Regions from separate parts of the Mus musculus genome. Here region 1 is linked to region 2. Evidence: chromatin loops called from intact Hi-C (ENCODE). Cell type or tissue: left cerebral cortex. All regions are shown on one strand. Each heading gives the region's core, and the rest is flanking DNA. Links, peaks and the distances in the headings are about the cores only.

What was found. Peaks named below come from ENCODE experiments on the same cell type or tissue, not always from the same donor. Only the 100,000 strongest peaks of a DNase experiment are listed, where the experiment ranks them.
Region 1: it touches region 2 in a loop (2.1-fold over the local background); 3 of 42 quality-filtered maps call a loop at or near these places.

Annotation. Positions count from the first base shown.
Region 1 is chr6:125,137,306-125,152,117 of GRCm38, forward strand. It overlaps Nop2 (NOP2 nucleolar protein), which reads left to right. Exons shown (of 16, transcript NM_138747.2): 8 at 6-205; 9 at 330-419; 10 at 2,335-2,422; 11 at 2,501-2,641; 12 at 3,230-3,369; 13 at 3,485-3,574; 14 at 3,731-3,853; 15 at 3,969-4,197; 16 at 6,696-7,448. The coding sequence ends at 7,336. It overlaps Iffo1 (intermediate filament family orphan 1), which reads left to right and starts at 7,919. Exons shown (of 9, transcript NM_001302779.1): 1 at 7,919-8,724; 2 at 12,284-12,344; 3 at 12,436-12,531; 4 at 14,080-14,220. The coding sequence starts at 7,952. In left cerebral cortex, for the core only: CTCF peaks have their summits at 7,939, 8,139 and 9,407; DNase peaks (open chromatin) are centred at 7,897, 8,510, 9,011, 9,655 and 2 more places; H3K4me3 peaks cover 3,831 bases; H3K27ac peaks cover 4,063 bases.
Region 2 is chr6:125,211,642-125,226,453 of GRCm38, forward strand. Vamp1 (vesicle-associated membrane protein 1) reads left to right here and starts at 3,940. Exons shown (of 5, transcript NM_009496.3): 1 at 3,940-4,086; 2 at 6,933-7,059; 3 at 7,270-7,428; 4 at 7,945-7,996; 5 at 8,409-10,665. The coding sequence starts at 4,085. The coding sequence ends at 8,425. Tapbpl (TAP binding protein-like) reads right to left here. Exons shown (of 7, transcript NM_145391.2): 6 at 13,223-13,309; 7 at 12,564-13,068. The coding sequence ends at 13,025. In left cerebral cortex, for the core only: CTCF peaks have their summits at 4,001, 4,204 and 7,562; DNase peaks (open chromatin) are centred at 3,804, 5,121, 5,419, 6,444 and 1 more place; H3K4me3 peaks cover 2,619 bases; H3K27ac peaks cover 1,367 bases.

The DNA.
Region 1 (14,812 bases), core at 3,366-11,365, 74 kb before region 2:
CCCACATGGCCAGGCTCCAGACCTGCAGCGAGTTCACAAGCGGATCCAGGACATCGTGGGAGTGCTGCGGGATTTCGGAGCTCAGCGAGAAGAGGGCCGGTCTCGAGCTGAGTATCTAAGTCGGCTTCAGAAGGACCTGGCCACTTACTATTCTTATGGAGACTTCCTGCTGAGCAAGCTCATGGAGCTGTTCCCTCTGTCTGAGGTACCGGCAGCTGCTGCTTCCGCTTCCCTTCCCTTTGTACGGCTGTGATGCCGTTTACCCGCTCACACTGTGTGCTGAGCTCATGGGCTCTTGGCTCAGCCCTGATGCACTGTCTCCATCGCAGTTGATCGAGTTCTTAGAAGCTAATGAGGTGCCCCGGCCAATCACCCTTCGGACCAACACCTTGAAAACCCGTCGCCGAGACCTTGCTCAGGTCAGTGTCCTTTTAATTCAGAACTGGACTCTGGCTCACCCGTGAATCACCCTGCCCAGTTGTAGCTGGGTGTGTTCTTCAGACCTGAGAGTGCCTTGTTCCAAGCCTGGCCCCCAGGCCTGCGATCTGTGTGCCTCTGTGCTGCCTGCGCCTGGGATGCGGCACCAGCGTGGGGAAGAACTGCGACCTAGGGGATTGGAGGGAGGGCACCAGGAAGCCGAGAAACGATGCTCGCCCCAGGAAAACATAAAAAACACACAAGAGTAAGATTTTATTCTTACACAAGGATTCGGGAGCCCCAGGTTAAAGACTTTGCTTCTAGCCAGGCAGTGGTGGCGCATGCCTTTAATCCCAGCACTCGGGAGGCAGAGGCAGGCGAATTTCTGAGTTCGAGGCCAGCCTGGTCTACAGAGTGAGTTCCAGGACAGCCAGGGCTATACAGAGAAACCCTGTCTCAAAAAAACAAAACAAAAAAAAAGACTTTGCTTCTAAAATCAGTAGTGTTAACCTTGCATACTGTCTTAGTCAGGGTTTCTATTCCTGCACAAACAATCATGACCAAGAAGCAGTTGGGGAGGAAAGGGTTTATTCAGCTTACACTTCCATACTGCTGTTCATTACCAAGGAAGTCAGGACTGGAACTAAAGCAGGTCAGGAAGCAGGAGCTGATGCAGAGGCCATGGAGGGATGTTACTTACTGGCTTGCTTTCTTATAGAACCCAAGACTACCAACCAGCCCAGGGTTGGCACCACGTACAGTGGGCCCTCCCCACTTCCAGCTTGTGTCAAGGTGACACACACAACCAGCCAGTGCACATACTGTTTGTTTTTTATTGTTGTACTGAGCTTATTTTACGTGTTTTATTTATGAGTATTCACCGTGTGAGTGTGTGGGAGCTATGGATTGTTGTGAGCCACTATTTAGGTGCTGGCATCCAGTCCAGAACCCCTGCCACAGGGACGGGGCTAAGCCATCTCCAGCCCTGCGTATTGTAGTTTCATGTTTTGTTTTTGAGCCAATCTCACTATGTAAGCCCTTGCTGGCCTTGAACTTACAGAGATCACCGGCCTCTACCTTCCAGGGGCTGAGATTAAACGTTTTGTTTCCTTCAGGTTTTGAGGCAGGTCTCATGAAGCCAGGCTGACCTAAAGCTTGCTTTGTAGTACAGGTTACCACTGAACTTCTGGTCTTCCTGGGTTTGCCTCTGGAATGCTGGGCTACAGGCATGTGCCATTGGAATGCTGGGCTACAAGCATGTGCCTCTGGAATGCTGGGGCACAAGCATGTGCCTCTGGAATGCTGGGCTACAAGCATGTGCCTCTGGAATGCTGGGGCACAAGCATGTGCCATTGGAATGCTGGGCTACAGGCATGTGCCATTGGAATGCTGGGCACAAGCATGTGCCATTGGAATACTGGGCACAAGCATGTGCCATTGTGCCTAGTTTTATGCACTGCTGGGGAGTGAGCGCACATGCTGGGCAAGCACTCTACCCACTGACACACGTCGGGGTACCCCAGCAGTTCTTCCTGTATCCTAGCTCTAGACGCGATGCCCAATTGGGCTGTGTGGTTAGATCCGGTAGTTTACATTTTTAATCCCAGCACTTGTGAAGTTGAGGCAGACCGCTCAGGCTACATAGCTATACCCCATGTCAAAACAAGGGTCTTGGAGGACGGGCTAGAGTGGCTCAGTGGTCGACCCTTTGTTCAGGCTTTACAAGGCCTTGGGTTCCACGCACGCACTGTAGGCAGATGGCATATGGATGGTATAAGGGGGCAAGATCTGCCAGGTGAATCTGCTGGCTGTCATGAGAGCTGTGCTTGGAGCTGCAGTGCAATGGACCAGGTTCTCCCGCATGGCTGTCTTGGGGGTAGAATATCATGGTTTTGACATCTCCCTCCTTATTCTCAGGCTCTGATCAATCGTGGGGTTAATCTGGATCCACTGGGGAAGTGGTCAAAGTCTGGACTTGTGGTATATGATTCTTCAGTGCCTATTGGTAAGTGTCCCCAGCTGGTAGCTAGCCCTTCTGTCCCTTCCCTCTGCCAGCATGTCACACCATGGCCCTCCTTCACAGGCGCTACCCCTGAGTACCTCGCTGGACACTATATGCTGCAGGGAGCTTCCAGTATGTTGCCCGTCATGGCCCTGGCACCTCAGGAGCATGAGCGGATCTTAGACATGTGCTGTGCTCCTGGGGGGAAGACCAGCTACATAGGTATGCAAAGGGCAGGCCGGGTGCAGGCGTCTGCCTGTACTTCAGAAAGAATCTAGATTGGTGACACCTTAAAGGTGATCCAGTTTGGTATGCCGTCACCTCACAGAAAGGGAGGGGCAGTTGGAACAGGAAGCTAAGCCTCTTCTAGGAAATGGAAGAGCAGGAGACTGAGCCAGAAACCTGGAGTTTAAAATTGGGGAGTTAGGCAAGGGGGCTGGGCTGTGGCAGAGTGGCAGAGCAGTTTGCTTTAGCGTGCACAGACCTAGCATGCACAATGCCCCTCGCAGAAAGGGAGGGGCAGTTTCTGCAATCTAGGCTCCAAGTTCAGCTCTGTCATTTAACCTGTGCCTGGCCTTGGTTGACTTCTGATTTTGTTCTCCCTAAACTGGGGGTGGGGGTGGGGGGTGAGACGGGGACCAGAAAGATGGTTAGCAGAAGGGGAAGCCATGTGGATGGACTTAGTACTGGCTGTCTGGGCAGAAAGGAGTTGGCCTTGGAGGGATGGGATTGGGCTGGGGAGGAGGTAGTGGGTGTGAGGCAGAGGAAGTGCTGCTGAGCTGGCTGGCACTCCCTGCTCCCTGCCCCTAGCTCAGCTGATGAAGAACACAGGAGTGATCCTTGCCAACGATGCCAATGCAGACCGGCTCAAGAGCGTGGTGGGCAACCTGCACCGCTTGGGAGTCACCAACACCATCATCAGCCACTATGATGGGCGCCAGTTCCCCAAGGTGGGCTCTTGTCTTTCTGAGGCTTGCCCTTGGTGACATCACTGTGTTGTGCTGTCCTTATGAAATTAGAAGTATTGCTTGCAGCAAGCATCAGGTTGACGGCTCCTTTCCACAGGTGGTAGGGGGCTTTGATCGAGTGCTACTGGATGCTCCTTGTAGTGGCACAGGAGTCATCTCCAAAGACCCTGCTGTGAAGACGAACAAGGTGAGGGCCTGGGCCTGGGCCTGGGCCTGGGGCCGCTTGAGAGGCTTTGGCTGATCTTGTGGGGCTGGAGTGTCATGATCAGAGAAGACCCCGTAGGCAGCCGCTCCGTTCCTCAGGCTGTCTCATGAAGTCCCTCACTCCTGGTCTCTTGGGCAGGATGAGAAAGACATCCAGCGCTGTGCCCACCTTCAGAAGGAACTGCTGCTCAGTGCTATCGACTCAGTGAACGCTGCCTCCAAGACCGGAGGCTACCTGGTCTACTGCACCTGTTCCATTACGGTGAGACCTCTGCGGGGGCAGATGGCGGAGGCTGCTGTGGAGGGCACTGGACTCTGAGAGCTCTCTCAGCTCCACCTGCACGGCCATCCTTCCTATTTGTCCTTTCCACATCCAGGTGGAAGAGAACGAGTGGGTGGTAGACTATGCCTTGAAGAAGAGGAATGTGCGGCTGGTGCCCACCGGCCTGGACTTCGGCCAGGAAGGTTTTACCCGCTTCCAAGCAAGGCGCTTTCACCCCACTCTGCGTTCCACCCGGCGCTTCTACCCTCACACTCACAATATGGACGGTTTCTTTATCGCCAAGTTCAAGAAATTTTCCAATTCTATTCCCCAGCCCCATGCAGGTAATCTGCTCTGCTCTTCCCTACCACCACCTCCTTGGCTCTCTGTCTTTTTAGTGTGTGTGCGCGTGTGCTATATGCAGCATGGTGCATGTGTATGCAGTGTGATGATACATGAATGCATGTGTGTACAGCGTGATGCATGTGTCCGTTGTGTATGCAGTGTGATACATGTATGTATGTGGTAGAGTTGTGTTCATATGCGTGTGAGAGAGCTATAGCTCAACCTCAGCCATTGGCCTCTGCTCTCCACCTGACTCGCTTATGTTGTATCGTGTGCGTGTGCGTGTGCGTGTGTGTGTGTGTGTGTGTATACGCGTGTGTGTGCGTGCGTACGCACCAGCACACCTATCAGAAAACACATGGAGCTCAGAATAATTTGGGAGTTGTCACCTTCCACCACGTAGTCTGATCAAGTTTGGGCTTGATGGCAGACACCATTACCTGCTGTTTTCACCTCACCATCGCTACTCTTTAAAGAAATGTTGTTTAAAATTTCCCACTACCACCACTTTCCCTCCCAGTGAGTCCATTGAGTGTTGGCTATGTGGATGGATGTGGGACCATCTACTGGAGTGTGAGTAACCTGACAGCCTCCCATCCATCCCTTAGGAAACCTGACTACACCCCCAGCTGCAATCAGTTGCCAGGTACTCCTGAGATAAGACTGGGACTTCATGCTCTACTCCTCACAACACACACACACCCTACTTTTCTCTTTTAGTTAAACTGTCTGGACCACAGACACCTGGGATCAGCCTGCAGTTCTGCCTTCTGGGTTTTTGTTTTCACTTGGATTGGCAGTAGCTAGATGTCGTGTCCTCCCCCCCCCCCCCCCCCCACACACACACACACACACTTTGCAGTGTGGAGAGCAGAGGGTACAGCATGGCAGGGAGAGGGGAGCTTGGTGTTCCCCTCAGCCACTGCACTTGGAGGAAAGACCCTATCCTCTCAGCTGCAGTTGTTCCTGAGCCCTGAGCCTCGACTGTGCGGGTTGAGGGGGACGCGTCACATACTTCTACCAAGAGCCCAAGTGCATTCCCACTGCAGGCTGTGCTTGCTTTTGATTCTTGGCTCTGCTGGCCCAGCATCTCTGCACTGGATTGACAAACTGCAGAGCTCTGGCAGGTCATGGAGCTTGTGGCTGTGCAATTTGTTTCCTCAGGCATCCTCCTGTTGGCCTGCAGCTCGGGAGGGCGGGGTGTTCTGAAACAGAGCTCTGCCTGCCTTGGGTTAGTCGGAAGGGAGGAGAAGAGGGCCTGAGTAGAGTGGGTAGTTTCTGGCTTGGTTTTTGTTTTTTGGGTTTTTTTGGTTTGGTTTTTCGAGACAGGGTTTCTCTGTGTAGCCCTGGCTGTCCTGGAACTCACTCTGTAGACCAGGCTGGCCTCAAACGCAGAAATCCGCCTGCCTCTGCCTCCCGAGTGCTGGGATTAAAGGCATGCGCCACCACGCCCGGCTGATTTTGTTTTCAGTAGCTGCAGACTTAGAACATTGCCAGGTAGGTGCTCTGCACAGTGCAAAAACCTTAAACAGCACATTTTAAGAGGCAAAGGCATCTTTTGAGTTTGAAGCCAGGCTGGTCTCTATGTAGTAAGTCCAAGACCACCTAGGCTACATAGCAAGACCTTGTCTCAGAAAAACCCAGGAAAAAGCAAGTTTTGATATAAGTGAAGTCCATATTTGATGATGTTCTCATTGATACTAGCTAGGTTCCCCACATTGCATGACAGTCTGAGATAGGACAAGCGAGCAAGTGCTTTAGGCTTGCTTTAGAGCCTGGGACTTACTCCTTAGAATGTCTTGTTATATACTGCCCTCCTGAGGGAGCAGCTTCCTCTGAAAACCTGACAAGAAGAGTAGTAATCCCTTAAAACGTGTGGGGCAAATAGTTTCAGTAAAAACCATGAACTAGTGTGAGTAGTCAGTTTTTGGGCACTATCCTAAGGTGTGGGCCTTCGTTATTGTTTCTTTGGATTTTGGTGGGTTTTTTTTTGTTTTTTTGCCAGGTTTTTTATTATTATTATTATTATTATATGTAAATACACTGTAGCTGTCTTCAGACACTCCAGAAGAGGGAGTCAAATCTCATTACAGATGGTTGTGAGCCACCATGTGGTTGCTGGGATTTGAACTTCGGACCTTCAGAAGAGCAGTCAGGTACTCTTACCCACTGAGCCATCTCACCAGCCTGGATTTTGGTGTTTGAAGACCGGGTTTTTCTATGTAGTCCTGGCTCTCCTGGGACTGGCTCTGTTGACAAGGCTGGCCTGGAACTCGGATCCATCTGGCCCTACCTCCTAATTGCTGGGATTAAAGGCTGTGCCACCACCACTGCCTGGCAACTGCCTTGGTTTTTGTTTGTTTGTTTTTTGAGACAGGGTTTCTCTGTATAGCCCTGGCTGTCCCGGACCTCACTTTGTAGACCAGGCTGGCCTCACTCAGAAATCTGCCTGCCTTGTTTCTTAATGATCAAGCCATCTGTTTAATTTTTACCTCAGGAAACTCGGCAGCAGCTACCCCTACAGAGCCTGACCTGAAGGATCAGGTCACCCCAAAGTCTGAGAACGGTAGTCAGCCCACCAAGAAAGCCCGTGGGGCTGTGAAGGCAAAGCAGCAGTTGCTGAGACAGCCACATTCCAAGAAGCCCTTCCAGAAGTTGAACGGCATCGCCAAAGGGCCAGGCTTGTCCACTGAACCTTCTGTCCCAGATGCCCAAGTGTCTACCAGGCCCAGTCAGTCTGCTGGGAATGCTGACGTGAACAGCAAACGAAAGAGGTCTGAGAAGCTGAAGCAGCGGGGACCTAAGTGGAAGCCCTCTAAGGAGGCTGCTGTCCCAAAGCCGAGCGCCCCTTCCAGGGTTGAGGACTCGAGAACACCTCCTGTGCCGACTCCCTCTGAAATCCGTGCTGCCCCAAGGCCTAAGGACTGTGCTCCATCCCTTGGGGAAGCCAAAAAGAAACAGAAAGGAAAGCAGCAGTTAGCACAGCAGCCTGCTAATGGAGCTGCTCCCCTGAAAGAAGATGCTGTTTCCAAGGGACCCTCAGCCCCCTTTGTGTCTCCCCACAGTTCCACCAGGCCCCCACCAGCAAAAAGGAGGAAATCAATGACAAAGGGCAACAGCCAGCCTCTGTTGTCTTAAATGGACTTGGAAACTTGACATTGTCTCTGGGTTGGAACTTTTAGATCCTGATGCAAGGCTGGCCTCCCCCTGTGCATACATATGAAATTTAATATACATATTACCACTCCTAGTTGCTGTTGTGTTTTTTGAGGGGACTGGGTACTGGCGGTTTGTAGGAAAGTGGGCCTGGGTTTCTCTGGGGAGAGACAGTTGTGCACTATTCAAATGACTATTCAAATGGTAAATTTCTCCCTCCATTTCTTAGTCTTCATGGGAAAAAGTAAAGGAGTCCGACCCAGGGTACCAGGTAGAAGAGAGGGCAGTAGGGAAGACTGTCTCTAAAGAGCCAGAGGTCCTGTGCCTACAGTCAGAATCTTAGGCTGTGGCTCCCCGGGAAGGGCTAGTCTGGCTCCTGCCGGGGTTGACCCCACTCATGGGGCCTCAGACCCGGGAAAGGTTCAGCGCTGATGCCCTAATGAGGGCCTTTCATTGGCCCCCTCTGCTCCCTCCCTTATGACCTTTGCCCTCCTGCCGGGCTATCTGATTGGTCACTCGTATCCCACAAGCATCTCATTGGCTCTTCTCCTCACCCTCTGCTGCACTGGTCTCCTTCTCCCGGCAGAAGGCGCAGCCATGAATCCGTTATTTGGTCCCAACCTCTTCCTCCTACAGCAGGAGCAGCAAGGCTTGGCCGGGCCGCTGGGGGACCCTCTGGGAGGTGACCACTTTGCCGGGGGAGGGGACTTAGCCTCGGCTCCGCTTGCCTCGGCCGGCCCCTCTGCCTATTCGCCTCCGGGGCCTGGTCCGGCGCCCCCCGCAGCCATGGCTCTCCGCAACGACCTAGGCTCCAACATCAACGTACTGAAGACCCTGAACCTCCGGTTTCGCTGCTTCCTAGCCAAGGTGCACGAGCTAGAGCGCCGAAATCGGCTGCTGGAGAAACAGCTGCAGCAGGCTCTAGAGGAGGGTAAGCAGGGCAGGCGGGGCCTGGCCCGCCGTGACCAGGCGGTACAGACCGGCTTCATCAGCCCGATCCGGCCCCTGGGGCTGCCCCTGAGCTCCCGGCCGGCCGCCGTGTGCCCCCCATCAGCGCGGGTGCTGGGCTCGCCCTCCCGCTCGCCAGCTGGACCCTTAGCATCCTCTGCCGCCTGCCACACATCATCCTCCACTTCCACATCCACTGCCTTCTCCTCGTCGACCCGCTTCATGCCTGGCACCATCTGGTCCTTCTCTCACGCCCGCCGGCTTGGACCAGGACTGGAACCCACGCTGGTGCAAGGGCCTGGCCTGTCGTGGGTACACCCTGACGGGGTGGGCGTCCAGATCGACACCATCACCCCTGAGATCCGTGCCCTGTACAACGTGCTGGCCAAAGTGAAGCGGGAGCGGGACGAGTACAAGCGAAGGTAGGGACAGGGTTCAAGACATGCCCCACACAGACACGACAGGGGCAGGGAGTTAGTTAGTGAGGGTTCCTAGAACGGAGAAGTGGGGGGCGGGGGGTGGGGGGCGGAGGGCAAGAATCGTGTTAACAAGAGTTGAACTTCCTGTGATGATGAAAAGTGAGGAGCAGGGAAAGATTTGGTTGCAGGGACCCCAGAATCCACAGACAGTTCTCAAGTCAGACTGGTGGCTCGAAGCCTTCTAGAACACTGGGAACTGATGCTTTCTTCTGGCATGTCTCCCTGTCTTATGCAGGCTGCAGTGTCTGCGTGACTCTGCTAACTGTGGGGTGTTGTGTGGTATGAAAGGGAGACATCCGAGAGAGCTCTGCATCTGTGGGTCTTGGTTGTCGGGCCAGCTTCAGACCTTGGGGGCAATTTCAGGACATAAACTCCACATATGGGGTGAAGGATGCGGCTTTAATTCTGGAGGCAAATTAAGTGAAGTTGGAAGGAGGTAGTGAAGGGCGACTGTGCCTGCCCAGGGCCTCCTCTAAGGCATGTCCCCAGAAGCCAGGTCTCACCCTGGTTCCATACAAGAGGCTCAAGGACTCCGGAAGCTAAAGATATTGCTTGGAACAGTCAAAACACACAGGAAAAGAGAGAAAGGGTATGGGGTCTCCTAGGACAAGGAGAAGGGATGGCTGTCATAAAGCTGGTGGGGGCGCTCTATCAGAAGAATCTCCAACCAGAACCAAGTAAAAAAAAAAAGTTGGGACATGGGCACGCCCTACAGAGATACAGATCGGCTATCTCAGGACCAGCACTGTGTGTTCTGAGGGTGAAGGTTTGGCTTTCTGAGAGGAACCCTGTCCCCAGCAGGTTAACATAAGAGTTAAGAGGAAGGGATGTCACATTGGAGTGCTGGCTGTTTACCAGGAGGACTCCCTGGATGGCTGGTAACCAGGCAACAGGACAGGGCCACAGGCAGAGAGAGTTTTCTCAAGGCTGACCAGGCCCTGGTTGAGGAGGAAGTTGGTGGCGGTCAGAGGGGAAGCCCAGATTTGGAGGCTCCAGTGTCTTACCTAATGTGACCCTTTGGGGGATAGCCTGGTCTGTGTGTGCAGGCCAAGGTGGCAGGGATCGCTATCTGGTTATAGCCGTGTGTGAGGACTATTTGGAGGCCCTGGAAACACTTTGTAGGCTCTGGGTGACCTTCAAGGGTTGGTGATCTCTTAGCATCCCCCAGATCGCATGCATCAGCAGGCTTCCTGAAGTTCAATCCTCACCCTGGCTTCCATGACTGTGGCCCATGTCTTTGGGTTTTTAGTTATCCCAGCCTCTAGGCACCGCCCAGGGCCTGCCCGCACCTGCCTTCTCCCCTGAAGGGCTTAACAGCCAGTGGAGCATGGACAGTTCTGGAGTTCTGCTCTAGTCCTAGGAACAGCTGCTCCTCTCCAAGCCATCTTTTAAAACAGAGACTGTTTGTCCTTGGTGCAGCTGTCTTGGGCAGCAAAGAGTTATCCTTGGGGACTGGTTAGCTCATCACTGCAGCACAGGGTCGTGCAGAGGGCCCGCGGCTAGGATTGCATGGTACACGACACTCGCCCTTCCACCCCAGTGCCCCCTCCCTCCTTCTGAGCTCCTCACACCGTGCCCCCACACCCCACTCCGTTAGCCTGGATGGCATGCAGAGCTTGATTATTAAACTGGGCGGGATGGAGGCCCCGCCACCCCCTAGCTCCTGTCTTTAGCTCCTTTGCCTGGGTGATATTTTTCTTGGGGCTCAGTTTTTCCAGTAATAAGGATGCTCCTTGCTCTTTCCCTTCAACTCAAATATAGGATTTATTTGCAGGCGAAGCCTTTGGTAAATGTAGTAATTATGAAATTTGCCCAGATTCTACCCAAGTTATGGGAACCTTGCAAAAAAAACAAACAAACTGAGATTTGAATGCAGGCCACACTGCACCCATCGGTACCTGGCTGGAGACCACTGCGGGCATCTAGATAATTCAGATTTCTTTCCCTGTATGAGCCATCTCATTAAGCATCATCTTGCCTTAAACTTGCTCGTGTTTCACTGGGATTTATCAAGTTCATCCCTGACGCGTCTTGGCCAGGGTCGTAACCTCTTGTCTATCCTATGGGCTTTTCCTCTAGAGACTCACAGACTCTAGGCACACAGGATGCCACATCCCATACTTGTAGAGGAAGAAACCAGAGCCTAGCAAAGACAAAGGTCTCATGTAAGAAAACGTGTAACGTGAGGTTATCAGACTCTGTCACTGCTGGAACAGAGGGAGAAGCAGGCGAGGGGGAGTGCAGGGCTGGCAGGAAACAGGATAAGAGGGTGTGAGGGAGGGCCACAGCTGAGCTGCATGGTCAGCTGCAGGGTGGTGGCTAGGCTGGCTGCCTCTTCCCCTGGCTGCCTGGAGTTATTATTAGGAACACTGCAGTGCGGCTGTAGGTGCTGGACATGGGAGAGTCATAGAACCCGAGAGGGCGAGGGAGGGGCAGGAGCAAGGAGAGAAGGGGCCCGAGAGCTTAGTCCTCCTGACTGCAGAGGCTGTCCTCGGCTGCCTCCTCTCCATGGGTCTCATTTCGAGTCTTCTTCTTCAGCTCCGTTGCCCTCCTTTCTGAGGCCAGAAGAAGCCTGTGCAGGCAGAGTGCAGGCGGAAGTGATGAGATCACGCACACAGGCATTGCCTTGGGTGCTGAACCTGCATGGTCAAGCAGCACCCCAGCTTCCATCTCCATGACGATGGAATGTGCACCTAGCCCTGGGTAGCGAGCGCCCCATAGTCACTGCTCCATAGCAAGTGCCTTCGGCCTGCTGACAGTGTGGGTCTGAGCTCTGGGTGAGAGATGCTGTACAGCTTGGCCGTGCCTTCTCACCCACTCACGGTTCCCTTTCCCCTGCGTGCGGTTATTCAGCAATAGCTAGCTTCCCGTGCCCACTTTTTTCACGCTGCTGGGGGGACATCACGCCAGCCCTGTGACCTTCTTAGAGCTCACTTCAAGGGGCTGGGTGGGGAAGGACTTTGCTCCCAGCCAGGCTGCTGAGCAGCTCTTGACCCAGCCTGTGTCCTGCAGATGCTTTCACAGGAGGCAGGGCACAGCCTAACAAGCTCTGGTCTGTGCGGGCAGGAGCGGGAGACCGGATCTGTGCCACTGAAGGTGGGAGACTGGGTCATAGGGGGGACATGGTGGATTGGTGTGTGGGCAGGAGGTGGGGGATGAGACCAGCCAGACAGCTGGCGGAACCGGGCCGGTGTGGGGATGGGTACTGCAGAGGCCCAAGTGGTAGCAGTTGTTTTTAAATATAGTTCTTGGTACGTGGTCCGGAGGTTCTGGGCAGGCAGTTGGTGAGCTCAGCCCTTGCCAGGAAGTGTGGAGCCATTCAACAGCTGCAGCTGCCCCCTGGCCGGCCGCCTGTAAATTCTTGCTTCAACCAGTTCCCATCTAGGGAACCAGACCTGAGGTCTGAAGCCTGGGCCTGAGACGGAGGGAGGGACAGGAGCTGTCACTGTCACGGCAGGAGGGACTCTAGGCTGTGTTCTCTCCCCTTCCCAATGTCTGTCAGGTGGGAAGAGGAATACACGGTTCGGATACAGCTACAAGAGCGAGTGACTGAGCTCCAGGAGGTGAGGGCAGCCACCCCACAGCCCCTGCATCCCTGTCCCCACCCCATGGCTTTTCCCACACTGACATCATGTCCCCGTCTCCTGGCTGTAGGAGGCCCAAGAGGCCGATGCCTGCCAAGAGGAGCTAGCCATGAAGGTTGAGCAGCTGAAGGCAGAGCTGGTGGTCTTCAAGGGGCTCATGAGTAATGTGAGTTCCTGCCCTCCTCCCCCTGGTCCTCGCCCCTTCCCTTCCTCCCTGGGCTTTGCTCTTCCCCACGGTCTCCATTGTTGCCCTGTTGTAAAGGAGGAGGCTCAGCCTCATGGTTGGTCCAAGCCATTAGCGGAAGCAGACTCTCTGGCAGCTCACACCTTAATCCCAGCCCTCGGGAGGTGGAGCCAGAACCATCAGAAAGCTGAGGGGTTCAAGTCCAGCATCAGCTATGTTTAAAAAAATAAAATGGGGGCTGGTGAGATGGCTCAGCAGGTAAGAGCACTGACTGCTCTTCCAAAGATCCTGAGTTCAAATCCCAGCAACCACATGGTGGCTCACAACCATCCATAATGAGATCTGATGCCCTCTTCTGGTGTGTCTGAAGACAGCTACAGTGTACTTATGAATAATAATAATAAATAAATCTTAAAAAAAATAAAAAATAAAATAAAAAAATAAAACAAAATGGGAACGTGCACAGCTCTGGAGCCGGCTGCCTAGGCCCAGGTGTGAATTCTGCCACTCAATAGCTGTCTGGCCTTAAAGCTCTTCCTTCCCCACCAAACCTCTTTGCTTCATCTGTGGAATGTGGAAAAGCGCAGGAGGAAGGACATCTCAAGGTCGCCTTGAAGCAGATGATGCCCCTGGCTGGTGTGTACTGCTAGACAGTGAGACAAGTGTCATTTATTATCTCTCCCCAACCCCAAACCCCCTGGTTCTTCTTTTTCTTTTCTTTTCTTTCTTTTTTTTTTTTCTAGACAGGATTTCTCTGTGTAGCCCTGGCTGTCCAGGAACTCACTTTGTAGACTAGGCTGGCCTCAAACTCAGACAGAAATCCACCTGCCTCTGCCTCTCAAGTGCTGGGATTAAAAGCGTACGCCACCACTGCCCGGCACCCCCTAGTTTTTCAAAGCAGTCTTACTCTGTATAACAGCCCTGGCTGTCTTGAACTTGCTCTATAGCGCAGGCTGGCCTTGAACTCTTGTTTTGTTTTGTTTTTGTTCGTTTTTTTCGAGACAGGGTTTCTCTGTGTAGCCCTGGCAGTCCTGGAACTCACTTTGTAGACCAGGCTGGCCTCGAACTCAGAAATCCACCTGCCTCTTCCTCCCAAGTGCTGGGATTAAAGGCGTCCGCCACCACCGCCGGGCTAGCCTTGAACTCTTAGAGCGGCCCCTGCCTGCTACCCTAGTGCTGGGATGGAAGGCATGTACCACCACTCCCTGGCTGTCTCTTTCATCTCTGGAGATTTACATTCAGGAGGATATAAAGAACTGTTGTTGGTTTAATGGAGGCCCTGCTCGTCCCAGACTAGGCGGAGCCCTCCCAGGTCTATGTGGCTGGGTGTGAGTTTCATGAGGCTCCTGATGGATGCGCCAATGTGGTCGGATGGGCCCCTGAGAAAAGGGATGCTTCATCCAGCAGGTCAGGGCTTCGTGGAGGAGGTGACAGTGGTGTACTTGGAAGGATGAGGATTTTGCTGTGGTTTTATTGGTTCCAGCGGGGGTACTGGGTGTCTCCTCACTGCTCCTGATGTTCCCGGTACAGAATCTGACAGAGCTGGACACCAAGATCCAGGAAAAGGCCATGAAAGTCGACATGGACATCTGCCGCCGCATTGACATCACGGCCAAGCTCTGTGACTTGGCCCAGCAGCGCAACTGTGAGGATATGATCCAGATGTTCCAGGTGAGAGGCCTGCTGGCCGCCCCCTCGGGCGGGGCTGGGCAAGGGAGAGACGCTCCTATCATGGCTGGCCTGGATCTCAGGTCCCGCTGCCCTTCACCCTGGGACACATCTCGTCACCTGGGGCCCTTGGTGGGACTAGGCTGGGAGGCAAGGAACAGCCTCAGGAGAGAGGTTTTGGAAGCCATGTCTAACTCCATCTCCCCCTCCCCCCTCTCTGTCTGCTTCTCTTCTCTCTGTTCCTCTCATCTTTTCTCTTGCTTTCTCCGTAGAAGAAGCTGGTTAGTGTGACCTCACGCAAGCTTATTGTCCCAGTCCCTGTGTCTAAGCCACCCCGCTCTCAGTCTTGAGCCACTGGGCCCTTCCAAAGAGATGCCTTCTTCCTTTCTGTTTCTTGTCCCCTTTCGCCCCCACCTCCCCGCCCCCACCCCCGTTTTAGTCTCTTCCTTCAGCGGCCTTCCAGATCTGGATGTGATTCTAGCTCTCCCATAGTAAAGACACGCCTCTCATCTTCCTCGCAGCTAGAATTGGGTTCAGTTGAGTCCTCTAATGAGAAAGACTTCAAAACTAAAGCAAACCCAGTTCTTCCGTAGTT
Region 2 (14,812 bases), core at 2,606-10,605:
TTGAGACAGGGTTTCTCTGTCTAGCCCTGGCTGTCCTGGAACTCACTTTATAGACCAGGCTTGAACTCAGAAATAGACTTTATAGACTTGAACTCAGAAATCCACCTGCCTCTGCCTCCCAAGCACTGGGATTAAAGGCGTGTGCCACCACCCCCGGCTTCCTTCTTCTAATCTAGTCAGGGCAGGTTGTATCTTGATCCTTAGTACGGTTTCCATTTCAAGCATTTTGTTACGACCCTCCGTTCCATGCCTTAGAACTGTCGCCTGTCTCTCTCCTATTTTCCAGAGCCCATCACACAGTGGACTGTTTCGACAGGGGAGATGGTAACATTTCTGACTCCCTACATTATCTGAATGACATCTTTAGTTCCACCTTTTTTTGAGACTGGGTCTTGTTAGGAGTTGATCTTCTAGCCTCAAGTGATCCTCTTCTCCATTCTCTTCTGTGTGGTGAAATTACAGGTAGATGACATCAGAGCCCTGGTTCCCCCTCACCTTTATTAATATTTGAGATGATATAAAATTCTAGGTTAATAATCATTTTGCCCAGGTTAAAAATATTTATTTATTTTTGTGTGTGTGTGTGTGTGTGTGTGTGTGTGTGTGTGTGTGTGTGTGTGAGGGCTCCAGATCCACTGGAACTGGAGTTAAAAATGGTTGTGAGGCACCATTTGCCAGCTGGGAAGCAAACCTGGGTCTCCTGGAAGAGCAGACGGTTCTCATCCTGTCGAGCCTCTCTAGCCCCTGAAAGCTCTTTAGGCGCTGCTGCACTATTCGCCTGCACTGATGGTGCTGTTCTCCCTCCTGTCCCATGTTTATTCTCTTGTTGAAAGATTTCAAAACCTCCTGTTTTGCTCTCCTGTTCTGAGATTACAGAAAGATGTGTCTAATTTAATGCTATTCTTTTTCTGTCATTGTGGTAGCTAGAACCCACAAGTTGGTCTGGACAAGCTCATTTAGTTCAGGATAATTAATTCCCTGCCCACACATTTCCTTTTCCCATACATCCCAATTTCCCCCTTTTCATATTCTTTATTACTCAGACGTTGAACTACTTGGCATGGCTTTTTAATTTCCTTAATTCGTGTCTCTGTCTCTCTGTTTCTTGGCATTTCTTCCCTGATTTGTTTTCAGCATATGACCACAATTTATTTCTCTTGGAACTGTCTCTGTGGAAATTCCCCAAGGCCTCCACTGAAGAGGAGCTTACCAGGGAGGTCTGCATTGCTCTTGCTGGTGCTGGGTGCCACTGTCAATGCCAGACCACTTGGAGATTCTTGCCAGGATGATTTTAGGAAGAAAAGATGCTAAGGCTCTCAGAAGTGAATAAAACAAGGATTTCAGGCAAAGTATTAAAAACACAGTTCAAGGTTATGAATTCAAATATTTAAAAGGACAAAGAGAGCTTCAGCAGCCACCTAGTTTGTAAATAATTTCAATTGAAGAGCATGCGGGGGCCAGTACTTTAAAAACTCCCTTAGTTGCCAATATAGGGATTCCAACTTTATGTAGGGGCTTTCTGTTAGGGATTGAACTTTGAGTAAGACCATCATGCTGTTTCCTATGCTATGCTGCTACCCCACGAGGCCACCACGCTCAAGAGCAATGCTCAGCTGCCTCTCCAGATGTCAGCTTTCACTTGTTTGACCTTTAGTCCATGTTTTCTTTCTCATCAGCTCATGAACATACTTTTAAAATTCCTATTCAGTGTCATCCCAGCACTTGGCGGGGGCTGGGGGGGCTGAGGTGGGAATACGGCAGAAAACCAAACCAAGTCATACCTGCCATGAGGCAAAATGATCTAAAAGCGGGCAGCAGTAATGCCCACATTTAATCCCAGCACTCAGGAGGCAGAGGCAGGCGGATCTCTGAGTATGAAGTCAGCCTGCTTTACAAAGCGAGTTCCAGAACACCCAGGACTACACAGAGAAACCGTGTCTTGAAATCCAAAATCAAAACCAAAATCATCAATTGTAAAGTGCAACAGAATAAAAAACAGGGCAGGGGTCAGATCTAAAGTAACAAGTTTAGAGAAGAAAAATAGCCGTGAATGGCATTTGTGGTAATTAGGTAGGTACCCGGTAACAAGACTGGACACAGGCTTGAATCTAGAATTGTCCCCCCTTTTCCGTTCCGTCTTTCTTTTGCCATTTGGCAGAAATTTTGCTGTAGCTTAGTCAGGCTCTACCCACACTGTATTTGTCATACCTGCTCATGAACATCAAAATGTCACAACTTGCAGAATGAATGCCAGGCCCTTGAAAGGAAGTTCCAGAGGGAGAAAAGGAGTATGTCCTGTCCAGTAATGAAATGCTGCATGCATCTCCAAAGACGTAAACGCTTGCACACAGGACACCAACATGTGGACATCTGAGTGAAACACATGATTGCCTGAGAGTTAGTCTCTGGGGGATGGGGATGGAGCTCAGTTGGCAGAGTGAATGCCTAGCATGCAAAAGGAACAGAGTACGCTGACCAGCGCTGCAGAAAACTGGGCATGGTGGTAAACTTCTGCAGTCCTAGCATTCAGGAGGCAGAAGTAGGAGGACCAGAATTTCAAGGTCATTCTTGACTACATTTCATGTTTGAAGCCAGCCTGGACTACACAAGCCTCTGTTTCTGCTGGGAAAAGAGTCTCTGAACGTCAAGTTGTAACTGTCCTATTAATGTTACTATGTTCTCTTTCCTTTTGCATGGATGCCTAAGATATAAACATTTACACTGCATCCAAAACCTAAGCTTCCACTAAATGTAAAATAAGAATTCTAAGGCTAGGAAAACGCAACCACAGCTATAGATTCCTTTAAAGCTGTGAAGCATAAAATAATGTTGAATTTTACAACTGATGTCTAGGAAAGGGATTCTACTGGAAGAGAGAAGAAACGTCTTTAAGTATTGAGAAGGAAAAATTGATTCTACTTAGATTTTGGAGGAGGAGTAAAGAGGAAAGGGCTGGGGCTGGAGAGAGATGGCTCAGTGGTGGAGGGAGCATATTGCTTTTGCAGAGGGTTTGGTTCCCAGCACTCACATATACTCAAAACCATCTAGGGAATAACCCTCCTCTGGCCTCCAAGGGCACCCAAGCATGCATAGATGCAGGCAGAAACTTGTACCATAATATATATATACATATGTGTGTGTGTGTGTATATATATATATATATATATATATATATATATATATATACACACACACACATACATACGCATAATGTGTGTGTATATATATATACATATATGTGTGTATATATATATATATACACACATATATATGTGTGTGTGTATCTATATATCTGTATATATGTATATATCTATATCTATCTATCTATCTATCTATCTATCTATCTATCTATCTATCTATCTATAGAGAGAGGTCTCAAAAAACAAAACAAAGCATAAACATAAAATAGGGAAGTCTACTTTAGTTCAGGTTTCTGGGCTGGGTTAACTAAGTCGCTGTGTTAACAGGTTTAGGGATGAAGTTCGTGATAGGGAAGAGAAGAATGAAGAATGTGGGTTTTATGGTCTCAGGCAGGGATGGTGACGGGGTGGTCCTGTGGCCAAGGACTTCATGAATATGCATTCACTGCTGAACCTCGCAGCCAGTTGGATTCCAGCGTCTAAGTCACTTGGGTTTCCTTCTGCCAGGTGCTGTGGGCGGGAGCGGTAAGAATGACAGCAGTCTCCAGCTCAGCGATTGGCTGGTAGGCACCATAAAAGGTCTAACTCAGCGGCGGAGACAGAGTTTGAGCTGGACTTTAAGCAAGCCACTTTTGTATTGGTCAGTGAAGAAATAGAAATAAGAGGACAATGGTAATTGCTGTAGTTGTGGGGGCGGGACTAGCAGGCCATTTCTCACGAGGATTGGACCTGGAGGTTTTGACATCATCCGAGAGGCGTGGTCATGTCTAATAAAGCCGAGAGCCGGCCCTGCACCTGCAGTAAGTTCCACCGCAGTTAGAGTTCCGGGTGTTTCGTGTGAGGCGGCGCTCGACAGTTCCGTCTGCTTCAGCCGCAGTGTCTCCCTGCCCGTCTCGTTGCATTCTCCAGAGAGGGGACGGACCTCCACTTCCTCTTTCAGAAAAATGTGAGTTGACTCTGCTCTAGGGTCCTCGACACCTCTTTACCGACTCTCCCCCGCAGTGTCCGACTCTGCGGGACGGGAAATGGCGCATTGCAGCAGCTGCGGCGACGCCGGGAACCACCAGCTCGCGCCGCCCCCAGACCGGGCCACCCCGGACTGCGGGCAGCGCTCCATCCCGCACCAACTGCAGCTGGCACTCCATGGCAGGGCGAGGGCGCGGGGGTCCCACGTACACCGCACCCTCCCCTCTTGTCTTTGTATCGTGGAACCCCAAAGGGGAAAAAGTGGGGGAGGTATAGATTCAGACAGGAAACTCGGAGACCCTTTCTTGTTTGACAGACTCTTAAAGCCTCTGGGAAGACTTATAGGTGTTCCTGTCCATTCTTGACTTGGAGTGCCCGCAGTCTCTGCGTTATGCATGCCCCTCACCCAGAGTGTGATGTACCTGCCTCATGGCTGTGAGCAAAGCTGCAGAAACTTAACTTGCTAGTTCTGTGGCGCCTTGCGAGTAGCTCAGAAAGTCTCAGGGGACAGTGGTATGAAATCTTAATGCAGCTGTTTATGCTAAGGCGATTTCCAGTGATCAAGTCCTAGCCAAATAAATATTGGAGGAGAAATAGGGAGAACAGTGAATTCTTCATTTTATCCAAAACACATAGTTTAGCCTTTAGCTCTTTTTGGCATCATCCCCTTCTGTGGCCAGATAAATTAAGAACTTCCCTTTAGGATCACATACACACAATGAAGAATTTTCTTTCTTTTCATTTATTATCTGAATCTCTTGCCTGGTGCTAGATTTATTTGTGTTTGTTCCCTCTTCCTCTCTCTCTCCCTCTTCCTCTCTCTCTCCCTCTTCCTCGCTCTCTCTATCCCCCTTCTTTGTTTGGCTTTTCCATATAGGGTTTCTCTGTGTACCCCTGGCTGTCTCAGAATTCCCTCTATAGACAAGGCTGGCCTTGAACTCAGAGATCCACCTGCCCCTGGCTTCCAAGTGCTGGGATTAAAGGTGTGCACCACTACACTCTGCTTGTGTTGCCTCTATTGGCAAAAGGGGGGCAGGATTTTGTATTACATAAGGGTTATAACTCCCTGAATAGGTTAGGGTGGAGTGTTTCTACCTGCCACAAATAGTAAATAAAGTGAGTTCTCCAAAGCTTCACAGCCATTTTATCCGTTCTCTGCATTAACATTCTGTGCAGTTTTTACAAGCCCATAGATCTAGATGTTTAGGGGAGGGGAGGGGTCCTTCTTAGTTGACTGGCTGCAGGTAGTTTCATGTGTGATGTTTGGAAGGAGGTTGAGAAAGCATGGTGGCTAGCAGGGAATCACGAGGTCTCTGACCTTAATCTTGTCATTGGTGCCACCATCCTGGACACCTTCCAACACTAGCTGCTACCAACTCATTGAAATCCCTCCCTCTGGTCTAGAACTAGATTGCTTAGCTAGCTCAGTAGCAGTGCAGATCCTGTGGCTCCCATGGCTTTGCAGATTCCTCTATGTTTAGGAAGGAAATGGGAAAGCGGCCCTTTAAGTGGAAGAAGCTGGTGTAATCTGCTAATAGAGTCTTTCTGAGGGGCTTCTACATCTTGATCTTAGCCAAAAGGCCGAGAAGCGGTTGGGGTTATTACATCGTGTCTAGAACATTTCCCTTAGTTATGGAAAAAGAGATTCTGCATCTTGGTTCTGTTGTAATTAATCAAGGAATTTACTTTTTTTTTAGCAACTTTCTGGTGGCTTAACCTTTACTGTACTTATTCTTGGACTTTTCTAGCAAAGATTTTTTTTTTTTTTAGCACTTAAGAAATTTCTATTCCCCATCAAATTTTAGCTTTCTCTCTTTACCTTGCTTCTGTGGGTTTAACTCTGGGAACTCGTTAGCTGGTGACTGTCAGAGAGGAGTTCATCTTCAGGCCCCACCGTTGCTTTAACCCCAGCAGATGGGGAGGCAGAGGCAGATAGATCTGTATTTCAGGCTAGCCTGGTCTACATAGAGAGTTCCAGGACACCCAGGGCTTCGTGAGACCTCATCTCAAAACAAAACACCCGAAACACAAACCAAACCAAACCAAACCCACTCTGGATTATTCCCTTCTAAGGCCGTGGGAACGCTTTGCCCTCAGCGGTGCTGGTGGAGAGACTTGAACTCACAGCAGTGTAGTTCAAGCTTCCTTATCTGACACGGGACTGGGTAACTATCCTGAGACATCGCCCAGTCTGAAGATGAATGGACAGAGTGTCTGCTGTGTGTACACTGAGGACTGTTTCTAGCATTTTTATTTCTGGTCTGTGCTTTTCGGAACGACTAGTATAATTGTTTTAGGTCTCAGATTCATTTTAAATGAAACTCCTGGCTTCTCTGCCAAGAACAGAACAACCGGCTTGGATTCACTCCACCTATACAGACTTTGCTTTTGGTGATTCTCCAAACTGTCTTTGCAGCAGCCGTGATGTTCCAACTACAGTGTGAAGCCCAACCGGGAACCAGACCCTGCCCCAAGCAGGACCGTCGACTTGCCCCTTTCATATTCACACTTCAGATTCACGTGGCCTTACGATTTAATGTTTTCTACAAATTTCTCTTCCCCTGGATTGGGTTGTCCCATCTTATTTCATGTGAGGAGCTTGTAGTGGCCAGGCAAATTCCATCTAGGTCAAGGCTGGCATATTTGTCCCTATGGCCATTGTGCCAGAGGATGTGTCTGAGTTTGCCTCTCAGTACTTGGGGGTGGCTGAGGAGCTAAAATGCCTTCCGTTTTCAATCAGCATTTGCTTTGGTGGTGTGAGGTGAGGATGCATAGGATTCTTTTCTTGTCTCAGTTACGTTGTGTACTGTTTGCCTCTCTCCACAGGTCTGCTCCAGCTCAACCGCCTGCTGAAGGGACAGAAGGAGCTGCCCCTGGTGGGGGTCCTCCTGGTCCTCCTCCCAACATGACCAGTAACAGGCGGTTACAGCAGACCCAGGCACAAGTGGAGGAGGTAGGCGCCTGGCACCCTCCGTGAGAGTGTCTAAGTCAAGGATCGGTTTACCCATCTTCCTCTTTTTTATAGGGGAGAGGCTCAGGGGGTGGGGTGGGGCAAAGCGTGCCATGGATCCAAAGGCCTTGGCTTGTGATCTCCCAGGCATTATTCATTTTCTCGGTCTCTAGGGGGGAAATCTCAGCGTCTTTATTTCTGCAATCTCCTTAGGTGGTGGACATCATGCGTGTGAATGTGGACAAGGTCTTGGAGAGGGACCAGAAGTTGTCAGAGCTGGATGACCGGGCTGACGCCTTGCAGGCCGGAGCATCACAATTTGAGAGCAGTGCTGCCAAGCTAAAAAGGAAGTACTGGTGGAAAAACTGCAAGGTGAGATTCCCTGCCCCCTCCAGCTTTTCCTGCCTCGCTCCCCTCTCAGGAGGCAAGAGAGCCATTAACTTCTCATTTTCTTTCCTCTGAAATCTGGAAGCCTCCTTGATATGTAGTACCTGTGTTGGCCACCAGGGTAGGCTAGAGTAACAGAACCACTAAGAAAGCCCTAGGTAGAGGAACTCAGAATTTAGACTAGTGAGGTAGCTCTTTCTCATTTAGTATCTTCTGCAGAAAGTCTCACCTGGCTCTTTCCTCAGACACCCAGCAGCCATACACTGGCTCAGTATATGTATTTAAACATCCACAACTTCTGTAGCCTGAGCAGGTACTTCACAAAGTTTGCCCATCCATTGGAATTCCAAGAGAAAAAAACAAACAGGCAACAGGAAGTAAACAACATGAGGCTGCAGGTCCTATGCTCCTGAGGTTGTGACCGTACAAGAGGCAGAGGCCTGTGGGTGGTCCCATCTCTGAGTGCAAGGGCTCATGCTCTGTCCCCATCTGTCTCCTCAGATGATGATCATGCTGGGAGCTATCTGTGCCATCATCGTGGTAGTGATTGTAAGTAAGTATCGCTGAGGTCGCTGATGGGGTGAAGAGGTGGGAAGGTCCTGGAGACTTCTCCCAGCCCTGCCTGCCTGCCTGCCTGCCTGCCTGGGGAGTGGGGCCGCTCTGCAGAGGTATGGAGACGGCTACTGGGGGATCGTCGTCTGGTTTGGGAGGGAGGAAGGGCAAAAACAAGGACATTCCTTGATGGACAAGCCGCCCCCCTGCAAAGGATTGTGGGAGATTGCCCCTTCTGCTGAGGAGGTGGGTTGAGCTGTTTGCCACTAGCTTGGGTCCAAGGGAGACCTTGGGGCTGGGGTGCCTGTTACTGAGAGACCTGAATGTCTGGTGATGTGCTGTAACTTGCCCTCTTGTTCTCTCCTGTCTCTTTTTTCCTTCTCCGTCTGGGACTTGCTGGTTCCTGTGTCCAGTCTACTTTTTTACTTGAGAATGTGCCATCCCTTCCCTGTTCTCCATTGCCACCCAAGCTCATGTCTCTTCCCCTCTGTTTGCTTTCTCAACAAACTCCTCCATCCTCCGTTCTCCATCCTGGCCCAGGCTTCTCCATGACCCTTCCTTTACTGTTGCGTTCATTTGCACCCTTCCTCAAAACTAGAAATGCTGCTCGTGGTCCAGTCCTGAAGTCACTACCCGAAGACAACGGCTGGCACCTCCTCCTTACCCATTTATCGTGTGCCTGGAGCTTAAAAGAGTTGTGGCCAAAGGGAAGGAGGGGGCCGGGAATGGCAGAGGTGAAGTGTCTGAGAAGTTAGCATAGCTGAGGGGAGGAGAAGGGTATTTGTGTCCATGGTGTCTCCAAGAAAGGCTGGCCTTTGGCAGGAGGGGAGCAAGAATAGTTGGGAAGTAGTAGCTTGCTGCCAGTGCATGTGTATATGCACATGTATATGTACATGCACATGTATATGTATATATTAGTTGGGAACTGTTGTCCTTATTTGAAACTTTTCTCCCATACCAGGCCTGCCTTTGGTCCCAGAGGTCTGTTTAAAGACCAACTTCAAATCCCTTTTAGAAAAAGTCAGACTTGTATTTTGTAGCTACTCTTTACATGTCAGTACAGGATTTTCTGTGTCTGTGGGGAACTTTACAGCCTTTCGCTCGCTTTGTTCTCTGTAGGCCTAGGAAAGGCGTACTTTCTGGTTGTAAAAACACCAGGACACTCTTACCTTCTCCTAGAAGCCATCCCACATGCTTCTCTTCATGTCACCTGAAGCATTTGATGTTATTCATGAAGGCACCAAATAATTTCAGGGAATCAGGGGCTTGGAAAATAACAAGCTTTCAGGAGTGTGCTTCTTGCCATCTCACTAATGAAAGGCCTGTCCCTCCCTTGTTGTTGATCACGAGAAATGAGAGCTGCATGGCAAGACTCCCAGGCTGCCACAGAACACTTTCCTCCACACTACCCTGTATGTAACACGGGGGGAGGCAGGAGGGCCTTTCCAGAGTTAGAGAAGTCCACTGATCCCGCAGCTCAGTTTTGGATAGGAGGGTCCAGGCTGTGTTGGTGTGCCGTTGCGCTGCTGTGCGGCATGGGCCTCGCATCCGCAGCTGCCTGCCACTCTTCCGTTAGTTCTCCCTGCAGCCGCTGTGCCCATCCATTCTGCATTGCCTCCTGTCTTTCACTCCCTTTGCATGCTGTGTTTGTTGGAGCCGAGGATAGGAGCTGCACAGTCTGTCTCGGGGGCTTCTTCTAGTGTCATGATAGGATCCCGCATGGGACAAAGCCAGGTGCCCGGCGGGTGGAGGGCAGGGTGGGAAGAGGAGGGCAATGTTCTCAGACCTCTATTCCTTCTGTGCTCTGGTCCACAAACTGGAGGAGGCAGGGCCGTGCTAGGCCGGGGGTCCACTTCCCACGCAGCAGCCTTTCGTTCTGCAGAGCCATCGATCCTTCCTTTCCCTTGGCCCATTTTCCACCTTCCCTTCGTGCTGCCTCAGGGCAGGGCTGAAGAGCTGGAAGAAAGCAGTCAGTGTAGCCTCCCAATGTCCCCCGAAGGTCTCCACTCTGCTCTGGGCTTCCCTTTGCCTAGTGCAGGGAGCCATCTCTGGAGAAGAAGCAACACTGTCCTTGGTGTGTCCCAAGCCTGGAGCGTATGTTCCCTGTTGGCCCACCCAGCCCCAGCACGGGAATTATTTCCTGGGTTTCTGTCCATCTAAGGCTTAGGTGTAGTTGGCATTCGTTCTTCTGGGGGTGTTAGTCCTTCTACTTTCTATCTCACCTCACCCTGAACCCCCTTCTGTGTCTCTGCAGTCTTCTCTCCCTCCCACCACCCATGTGCATGAGCAAATATGCAGCTAACCCTGGGACTTTGCAGTCAGTTGAAGCCAAGCTTCCCACATCTCCTCTTTGTTTGCCATGGGATGATGTGGGGCTTCCATCGTGTCTGTCATTACCTCTGTCTCTTTCCTAACCCAGTCTCACAGTTTATGTATAGTAGTAAGAGTTGTACTTCCACCAAAGGCATGTGACATATTTACCAATCTCATGTATTCTCAACAAAGGCGAAAAATACAAATTCCTACCACAACATTGACTTGATTGTTGTTTGGGCTGTGCTGGGGAGGGGGAGAGGAAGGTGGTGTCCTATGTTGGCTCTAGGCCAGAAGGGCTGATGTGTGTATTCTTTGTTCTTCCTGGAGATTAAAGTCTCTGTGTTGGCAGCGGAAGTGGTCTGTGTCTTAGCCTTCATACCTGAAACAGCCAGGCTTGCAGGTGCTGGTGAGAGGAAGTGCTGACAGGAAGCTGAGTGGGCACCAAATGCTAGCAGACAGCTGCAGGCTTTCTCAGCCCCTCCCAGGCCTCTCCACCTGCTTGTCACCTCTTGGGGGAGGCTTCCAGCCCGTACCTCCTTGGTCCTCATGCATGATTTGTTCCCCTCTTCAGCTTCATTTCTATTTTCTTTAGTTTTTCAAGACAGGGTTTCCAGTGTGCCCCATTGTGCTTGCCTTGTAAGTAGATTCTCCATACTAATTCTTCTGAAATAGCAAGTTCACTTCAAGATCTAGTTCTGTTTATTGTATGCGTGTGAGTGTTTGCATGTATGTATTTACAACATGTGTGTGCCTGGCATCCAGATCCTCCCCAGAGCAACCAGTGCCCCAGCCACGGGGCCATCTCTGCAGCCCTTCCCCCACCTCCTTTTAAGACATTGGTCTGTTCCTAATGTCTGCAAAAACTAGCTTCTAAACCCAGAAAACCTTCCCCCCACCCACGAGACAAGGTTTCTCTTTGTTGCCCTGGCTGCCTTGGAATGTACTCTGTAGACCAGGCTGTCATCAAACTCAGAGAGATCCCCCTGCCTCTGCTGCCTGAGTGCTGGGATTAAAGCATGCACCATCATTCACAACTTAATTTTTAAAATCTTAATTTAGGGCTGGAGAGTTGGTTCAGCAGTGAAGAGCACTTGTTACTTCTGCAGAGGACCTGGGTCCAATTTATAGCAGCTATATGGAGGATCACAACCTCCCACCCCGACCCCAGCCCTCTGTGTGTCCCCGGGGATCTGACACTCTCTCCTGGTACCAGGCACACAGGTGGTGTACATACACACTTGCACACAAAACACTCAACACACATAAAATGGTAAGATAAATAGATCTACTAAAGAGAACTCTCAGAGGACCTAGGTCTCGTTTGCAGCACCCACATGGCCACTAACACCTGTAGGTAGCTACAGTTCCAGGGGATCCAGGGCCCCGTCTGACCTCTGCAGGCATCTGGGTGCGTGTGGTACACATACACACAGGCACACTCATGCACAGATATTTTTAAAGATGCATTTGTTTTTATTTTATGCATATACCTGTTTTTCTAGCATGTATGTGTGAGTACTACATGCATGTCTGGTGCTTTAGGAAGACAGAAGAGGGCGTTAGACTCCTGGAATTAGTTACAGATGGTTGTGAGCTACCATGTGGTTCTGGGAACCAAATCCAGGTTGTGTAGAAAATCTACCAGCGCTCCTATCCACGGGTTGCTATCTCTCTAGCCCCCCACTTTACTTTTGATAACAGACATCATAATTCATGGTCTTTATAGGCTCGGATGCACTGTATCCATAAGGTATTTCATAGCAGTGAGCACAAGGAAGCTCTCGTGCAGCTGAGGGAGTGTTGTATAACTCTCCCAAAACTCCTGGCAGCTGTCTGAAGGGTCAGAACCCTAATATCTGATGATGTAACGGTGCAGATGTAGCCCAGGGCCTCTGCTTCGTACCTTGAAACAACGAGTTGGGAGTTGGAGCAGCTAGGAATGTTTTGGAACCAACAGGGAGAGAGAGAAGAAAGTGCGCTGTAGTCACAGCATGTTTTTATTTTGACAGTGTTGGCATTCATGAGTGGTCACAGCCTCTCCCGCTTCCCTCACTTTGATCCTTTTTCTAAGAGAATTTTTTTACATCTGACTTTTTTTTCATTTACTCATTTTACATTCCAATATCAGTTCCCTCTCTCCTTCTAGTACCTCTGCATGAAGACCCACCCCCATTCCTCCTTCCCTTTCTCCTTTGAGAAGGAAAGCCCTTTTTAGGTAACCCTCCCCTGTGTGTCCCCCCACCCCCGATTTCTTTTTTTTTCTTTTTTATTAGATTTATTTATTTATTATATGTAAGTACACTGTAGCTGTCTTCAGACACTCCAGAAGAGGGAGTCAGATCTCGTTACAGATGGTTGTGAGCCACCATGTGGTTGCTGGGATTTGAACTCCAGATCTTCGGAAGAGCAGTCGGGTGCTCTTACCCACTGAGCCATCTCACCAGCCCCCACCCCCGATTTCTTAATACCTCACATAGATGGTGTTAGCTTCCACTTTGATAATTCTGCCATCCTCTTGTCCTGTCCCTTTTCATCAGCCCAGGGCTCTCTTCTCAATAGCACAGAAAGCAGAGACTTGTACAGTCCAGGGCCAGTACTGCACTCCCAATGTGCTGGCACCTTCAGGCCCAGCTCAGCCCCACACCTCACACGGGGTCCTTTAAGTAGCCAGGATGTGGAGTACTTTACTTTGTATTCGGAGGCAGGCAGGCGGCTACCCAGAATGCCTCATAGGCCTGGTGGACCTTGATGAAGAAGCTGAGAGAAAAACGGAACAAGATTGTTTTCAATAGGGATAATTCCAAAAGCAGATGTTGGGGGTATGGTAGAAACATCTGGAACTCAGCACACTGGACTTCATCCCTGGTTTGGGTGGGCAGATACCTGAGAGTAGGTTGATCTACAAACTCACCTTGCTGTCTGTGAAGTCCCAGAAACAACAACAGCGCAGAAAGGAAGATGATGCTGGCAAAGATGACTCCCAAGGTTCCTCTCTGCTCTGTGGGTGAGAATGAACACAAGACCACATGCTGAGCCCTCACCCTCCAGTACCCCTCCCCTTAGGAGGGGAGCTCTGGCCTGGGTGCTGTGAATCCTCACGGAAGGACGGGAGCCTGCCCACGCAGCAGCACTGCACTTGTTCAAGACTCTCAAGTTTGTGTGTTGCTGTTCTGCCTCTTACTCCATCGGGGCTTTGTTATTCTGAGACAGGGCCTCATGATGTCCAAGCTGGCTTTGAACTTAGGAGTCCTGCCACAGCCTTCTAGTGCTGTGTTTATAGGCACACCCCACTAGACCCTATTCTATCTCAGGACATTTGAAAATGTTTTACAGAAGAGAATGAGGCTATCTCAGTGACTACCAGCAAATAGCTGGGGAATGATGTGAGCCAAAACAAAAGGCAAGCTTTGGGGAAGCTCATAGTCTAGCGAGCAACCAAATAGGTCTGGAGCTCTTGGATATTTCATTGTGAGGTGCACATCCTTTCCTGCCTGAAACTGCAGCATTCTGTGGCCTTTGGGATGAAGTGTGTGTAGATATAGGGTGTAAACACGTAAGGGCTTGCAGCTTGCCTTTTGGTTATAGTGTCTCCTTTATTGTATATTGGTAGAGAACCTGGGGCAAACTGCTCAGTGTCTGCAAATGCCAGCTTACTCATCTGTAAGATGAATTCTGGACATGGCGATGGTGTCTGTAGTCCCAGCTATTTGGGAGGCTGAGTAGGAGGGCTGCTTGGCAGAGGAGTTTGAGGCCAGCCTGCTCAGGAAGACCGGTTTCCAAAAATAAATGGGAGGTGTAATATGTGAGATCACCCTCAGAAGCTCTTGAGTATATTGGGGGTGGAGAGTTGGCTAAGAAGTCAAGAGTTCTTGTTGCTCTTGCAAAGGACCTGGGTTCCAGTCTTAGCAGCCACATAGTGGCTGACAAGCATCTGTACCTCCAGTGCTAGGGGATCTGATGCCCTCTTCAGGTCTCCATGGGCATTGCTTGCCCATGGTGCACTACAGCAGGCAAACCACGCAAACACATAAAATATTAAAGTTAGTGTAGAAGCTGACTTTCCAATGCTTGGTCATATGGGTGTGCAGATGTAATCGTCTTAAGTATCATTGCCTCGTGCCCTTTTTTGCACACACCCTCAGGCCCCTAGGTTTTCTGTAGACTCTTGTGTCGTTTGGTTTTCATATGGACTGTGCTTCCAGTCTTAAGGGCTTCCTGCTGAACTTGGGCTGGGCTCAAAGGTCTGTTTTGGGTCTTTTTCCCTGTCTGCCTCAATTTGTCTCTCTAGCTCCTATGGGAAGGAGCAGCACTCCTTTACCTCTGATACCCAGCCCAAGCTTACTCATCTCATTATTTGGAGGCTGGGGATTCATAGTGGTAGAGGATGCCACTCTGGGAAAGATAAAGATAAGATAAAGAGTGTGCAGAAGGTGGAACTGAGGAAACGCATGAGAATAGCACACAGCCAAAGATGACCTGTAAGCAGGGGAGTCCCAGCCTG